Linked DNA regions of Mus musculus: region 2 is linked to region 1. Evidence: chromatin loops called from intact Hi-C (ENCODE). Cell type or tissue: heart. All regions are shown on one strand. Each heading gives the region's core, and the rest is flanking DNA. Links, peaks and the distances in the headings are about the cores only. Region 1 has its middle 49 kb from the start of Gm33486. Region 2 holds the start of 1700121L16Rik (RIKEN cDNA 1700121L16 gene).

Region 1 (2,915 bases), core at 209-2,708:
CCCTCATCGCTGGTTGCTATGGTGATGCAGCCAGGAGCTCTGCTCACTAAGTTAAAATAGGAGAGAACTGAAGTGGGAGGGGACAGAAAACGAAATGGTCCAAGACTGAATATGAGAAATCATTAATTACACTAATTGACAGCCTTTGGTGATTAAAAGCCCATAAGCATGGGTGACGGGACAAGGACAAGGGGCCTGGACACTTATCTGGGCATCAAAATAAAAGGATGCACAAGACACGATGGAGAAGTCCAGAGGATGACAGAGGAGCTCTGTAGCTGCTCGGGCTCTCTGGTATGAGTTTCAGAAAGACACTGGCATGGGACGGGGGTCAGGAACCTCACCTGAATACTGCATGACTCCTCCTCAATTATCAGTTATGCCATTCTCTGGAATCTGAGGCTCAGGAATGAGGAGACTGGAGTTAAATGCATGCTGGGAAAGAAGCCAGTGGGCTTCTGGGTTCCAGAACACCTAGAGCTCCGGCTCCCACCAAGGCTCCAATTGAGAACTCTGCGGACGTGCACCTCGTTCTTCACAGAGAGAAAGCGGCCTGCCAATAGCCACAAAGCCCTCTGTGGCAGAATACAGCTTTCCTCACATGTCACGTGGCCAAGAGTGACCATGGGAGCACAGAAGGATCCCTGGATTTTATAGACAGCCTGTGTGACATGGAGGGCTAGATGAGAAGTTTCTCAGAGACTCTGCATTCTGGAAGGAGATAATGGTCATTCAGAAGGAGGTGATGAAGCAGGGGAAGGGAAGAAGAACCTGCTCCCTGCCGGCTCCTGCGAGGTCCTTGTGAACTAGCTCCTTGCTGCATAGTGTCTGGAAGTGAGTTTCAGTTTTCCCTGGGACAACTTGCCTGGGGACACAGGGTGCTAATTTGTATGGTTCTGATAGCCTCTTGGCAATGAGACTTGCTACAAAGGAACATTTCTCCATGAGGGAATACCATCTCCTATGCTGGATTCCAGGCTACTGGCAAGGCTGGGAGTGGGGCCAGGGTCTCATGATGAGGGCATTTGGGCTGTGTGTATCAGGTACACAGCTGCAGTTAGAGCCACTTGCACATGCCCACCCTTCTCATGCAAACTTCCCTGGGGAACATGCTCTCACCTAGGTGTCAGGGGACATCTAGATGCTGGGAACAAGGTACCGTGTGACTTTCCAAGGGTCCTGGGTTGGTAAAGTGAGCCATGGCTCAGTTGGTAAAGTGCTTGCTACACAAGACTGGGGACCTGAATTCAGTCTCTAACACCCAAATAAAAGCTGGTCTTGGGGAATGCATGTTTGAGCCCTGTACTGGGGAAGCAGGGTCAGAATGATCCCTGGGGCTTGCTGGTCAGCTGTCTCACTAGACCAGAAAGCTCAAGGATCAATGAGAGACCCTCTCTCACACAATAATGGTGGAGGTGACTGAGGGAGACACTGGAGGTCAAACACACACACACACACACACACATACACACACTCACACTCAAACACACACAGTCATACACTCATACACACACACACACACACACACACACACACAGACACACACATGCTATACACTCACAAACATGAAGAGGCTGTGGGCGGCATACAGTCCTGTTTACTCAGTGAGAAGCTATTGCTTATATACAGTCTTATCTCACACAGTCACCAAGAGTTACTCTCTGGTGAATACCAAGGTATTAGCTGAGAGAGGAGCATGACACCCTATTTGTGGGTTTGCTTGCCTGTCACCTAGAGCACTGACTGAAGATGCCCTCCCCTCCTCCCCCTGAGCACAGCTGAATAGCTGCAGCCTTCGCTTCCTGAAAAGAATCACTCAGTTGGGTCCTGTCACATGGGTGCAACTTCCATGACCAGTAACAGGACATCATGTCCCCTTAATTTACACAAGGGAAGACACTGCCCAGGTCTGTGTCAGGCTGTCACACTTATTTGTATGGGGGCATTTGACGAATGCCCCCCCCCCACTAGTCCTTTAAAATCCAAACTCAAATGTCTGAATCAGGTCTCTGAGCCAGCCCGATGTCTATAGCAGTCTGCCCCTCTCCCTAGAGCCTTCAGCTGCCCGTCATTCTTCTATGGAGGACAATGCCAACACATGTTTTACTTCTGACACCCTACTGACTTCTGGGATTTCATGGAGGGTTCTGTCCCACACATCCACAGGTGTGTGCTCCATCAGCTGCAAGAATGAGGTGGCCTTGTGCTCCACAGAGTGTCCAAAGATCACTCCCAGACAAGGGGAGAGCTTGGTGAGAGAACGCAAGCCCCTCCTCTGTCACCTAGAAGAACTGCAATTCCATTTTCCATCTCTACATCTACCAGGAAATTGCAGTTGAAAGCAGCCTCTGCTGTGGGGTCACAGGGTGTGCGTGCACATCATTACTGAGAGGCTGTGAGTAGGAGTAGGGCTCATGACCCAGGCCTGTCTCTGTAGGAAGCTCGGATCTGTTTGTTAGGGAAACTCCTGCTGCATCCTGCAGTAGAGGGCAATGATAGAGCACTATGTAGAAAGCCAGGAAAAGCAATTTTATGAGGTTCACAGGCACAGCTACAAAGGATTGCTGTTGGAGAGGCATCTGCATATGCACAGAGACAATGGGCAATGTGTCCCTGGGGGGTGGGGGAACCAACCTTTATCAGCTCTCCTTTACAGTTAAGCTCTTGGTGTGTGTGAGACAACTGGCCCATATCTGGACAAGGGAATATTCCCAATCCCAGTGCCTGCTTAACAAAGCTGTTTTTCGTCTGGAACACTTTCTACTCTGCAACAGAAAACATGTTCTGTGTGTTTTATATTTGTTTAGTTTCTTTGTTTTTTTTTGTTGTTGTTATTTTTGTTTTGTTTCACCTCCAAAGTTCTGTATTAACTAGGATTACCTCTAATTTCTTACCTTCCTCCCTCTACTTCCTAG
Region 2 (2,915 bases), core at 109-2,608, 140 kb before region 1:
GCCCTACTCCTACACACATCCTCTCAGTAATGATGTGCACGCACACCCTGTGACCTCACAGCAGATGCTGCTTTCAACTGCAATTTCCTGGTAGATGTAGAGATGGAAAATGGAATTGCAGTTCTTCTAGGTGACAGAGGAGGGGCTTGCGTTCTCTCACCAAGCTCTCCCCTTGTCTGGGAGTGATCTTTGGACACTCTGTGGAGCACAAGGCCACCTCATTCTTGCAGCTGATGGAGCACACACCTGTGGATGTGTGGGACAGAACCCTCCATGAAATCCCAGAAGTCAGTAGGGTGTCAGAAGTAAAACATGTGTTGGCATTGTCCTCCATAGAAGAATGACGGGCAGTTGAAGGCTCTAGGGAGAGGGGCAGACTGCTATAGACATCGGGCTGGCTCAGAGACCTGATTCAGACATTTGAGTTTGGATTTTAAAGGACTTGTGGAGTGGGGAGCATTCTTCAAATGCCCACATGCAAATAAGTGTGGTGACAGTCTGACATAGAGCTGAGCAGTGTCTTCCCTTGTGTAAATTAAGGGGACATGATGTCCTGTTACTGGTCATGGAAGTTGCACCCATGTGACAGGACCCAACTGAGTGATTCTTTTCAGGAAGTGAAGACTGCAGCTATTCAGCTGTGCTCAGGGGGAGGGCATCATCAGTCAGTGCTCTAGGTGACAGGCAAGCAAACCCACAAATAGGGTGTCAGCTAATACCTTGGTATTCACCAGAGAGTAACTCTTGGCAACTGTGTGAGATATGACTGTATATAAGCAATAGCTTCTCACTGGGTAAACAGGACTGTAATGCCGCCCACACCCTCTTCATGTTTGTGAGTGTATAGCATTTGTGTGTATGTGTGTGTGTGTGTATGAGTGTGTGACTATGTGTGTTTGAGTGCGAGTGTGTGTATGGGTGTGTGTGTGTGTGTGTGTGTGTGTGTGTGTGTTTGACCTCCAGTGTCTCCCTCAGTCACCTCCCCCGTTATTGTGTGAGAGAGGGTCACTCATTGATCCTTGAGCTTTCTGGTCTAGTGAGACAGCTGACCAGCAAGCCCCAGGGATCATTCTGACCCTGCTTTCCCAGTACAGGGCTCAAACATGCATTCCCCAAGGCTAGCTTTTATTTGGGTGTTAGAGACTGAATTCAGGTGCCCAATATTGTGTAGCAAGCACTTTACCAACTGAGCCATGTCTCAAGACCCTGTCTGGCATTTATTAAAGCAATATGGCAGAGGTGGGCAGGGTTCAATCTTCTGTCTCCTGTCTTCTCTTTGTCCTCCCTTCCCCTTCTCTCCTCTCTCCCTTCATTTCCACTTTCGCTTTTGCTTTTTGCTCTCTCTCCAGCCCCAAATCTCCTCCATGTTCCACTTAAGATTCTGCTCTGCTATTTCCCTGCTCCAGATACCCATGCTTGGCCTGGCAAAGGGAGGCTTCCTGAACCATGTCTCCTCTTTCCTTACATTTCCTTGGTCCACCAGGAAAGTCTCCTCACTCTGACCCAGCTTGCCCGGGTCCAGCAACTCTGAAAAGTCAAAGGCCAGTATTAAAGTAACCCTGTAGTCTCCTCTGCCCTTTCTACATATAAGCCAGTATATTCCAGTGTCCCTCTAGTTTCTTATCACTGTTGGTTTTGACTCATTCTATGATGCTTTAGAACACAGCAAGGGTTCTTTCCTGGAACCCTTTCAAAGCCTCTGGGATCCGGGTGTGGTAGCTCAGACCTGTAATTCCAGAACTTGGGAAGAGCACAAGGGAAGATCAGGGCTCCAAAACTGTCCCTAGCTTTACAGGGAATTCAGACCTAGCCTGGACTTCCTGTATCACTGTCTCAAAATGAAAATAGGTTTTGATGGAGGGATGGAACAGACAGTCAATCACATGAGATATTGAAGTGAAATGCAGGAATACTGGGGGTAAATGGGAACAGCTGAGAAAATGAGAGTCAGTAATGTGGGTGTTCTGGTGTACAAGGCCAGAAGAAAGTCAACCAAAGCAAAGCATGTATGAAAATACTGGAAGGAAGCCTGTCATTTTTAAGTCAATTAAACAAAAGACACACACACACAAAAGAAAAGCATCCTGGTTAGAGTCTGAACCTTCCTCTGTGGTCAGGATCAGGGACCCAGGACCCTTGGAAAGTCACACAGTACCTTGTTCCCAGCACCTAGATGTCCCCTGACACCTAGGTGAGAGCATGTTCCCCAGGGAAGTTTGCATGAGAAGGGTGGGCATGTGCAAGTGGCTCTAACTGCAGCTGTGTACCTGATACACACAGCCCAGATTCCCTCATCATGAGACCCTGGCCCCACTCCCAGCCTTGCCAGTAGCCTGGAATCCAGCATAGGAGATGGTATCCCCTCATGGAGAAATGTTCCTTTGCAGCAAGCCTCACTGCCAAGAGGCTATCAGAACCATACAAATTAGCACCCTGTGTCCCCAGGCAAGTTGTCCCAGGGAAAACTGAAACTCACTTCCAGACACTATGCAGCAAGGAGCTAGTTCACAAGGACCTCACAGGGGCCAGCAGGGAGCAGGTTCTTCTTCCCTTCCCCTGCTTCATCACCTCCTTCTGAATGACCATTATCTCCTTCCAGAATGCAGAGTCTCTGAGAAACTTCTCATCTAGCCCTCCATGTCACACAGGCTGTCTATAAAATCCAGGGATCCTTCTGTGCTCCCATGGTCACTCTTGGCCACGTGACATGTGAGGAAAGCTGTATTCTGCCACAGAGGGCTTTGTGGCTATTGGCAGGCCGCTTTCTCTCAGTGGAGAACGAGGTGCACGTCCGCAGAGTTCTCAATTGGAGTCTTGGTGGGAGCCAGTGCTCTAGGTGCTCTGGAACTCAGAAGCCCACTGGCTTCTTTCCCAGCATGCATTTAACTCCAGTCTCCTCATTCCCGAGCCTCAGA

The links. A loop is a pair of places that touch in the nucleus more often than their neighbours do. Peaks named below come from ENCODE experiments on the same cell type or tissue, not always from the same donor. Only the 100,000 strongest peaks of a DNase experiment are listed, where the experiment ranks them.
Region 2: it touches region 1 in a loop (4-fold over the local background); 8 of 42 quality-filtered maps call a loop at or near these places.

Annotation. Positions count from the first base shown.
Region 1 is chrX:104,953,597-104,956,511 of GRCm38, forward strand. No RefSeq gene overlaps it. Among named protein-coding and RNA genes, the nearest start is that of Gm33486, 49 kb to the right of the region's middle. In heart, for the core only: no CTCF peak of the experiment used is centred there; no DNase peak of the experiment used is centred there; H3K27me3 peaks cover 369 bases.
Region 2 is chrX:104,813,877-104,816,791 of GRCm38, forward strand. It overlaps 1700121L16Rik (RIKEN cDNA 1700121L16 gene), which reads left to right and starts at 2,900. Exons shown (of 3, transcript NR_045453.1): 1 at 2,900-2,915. In heart, for the core only: no CTCF peak of the experiment used is centred there; no DNase peak of the experiment used is centred there.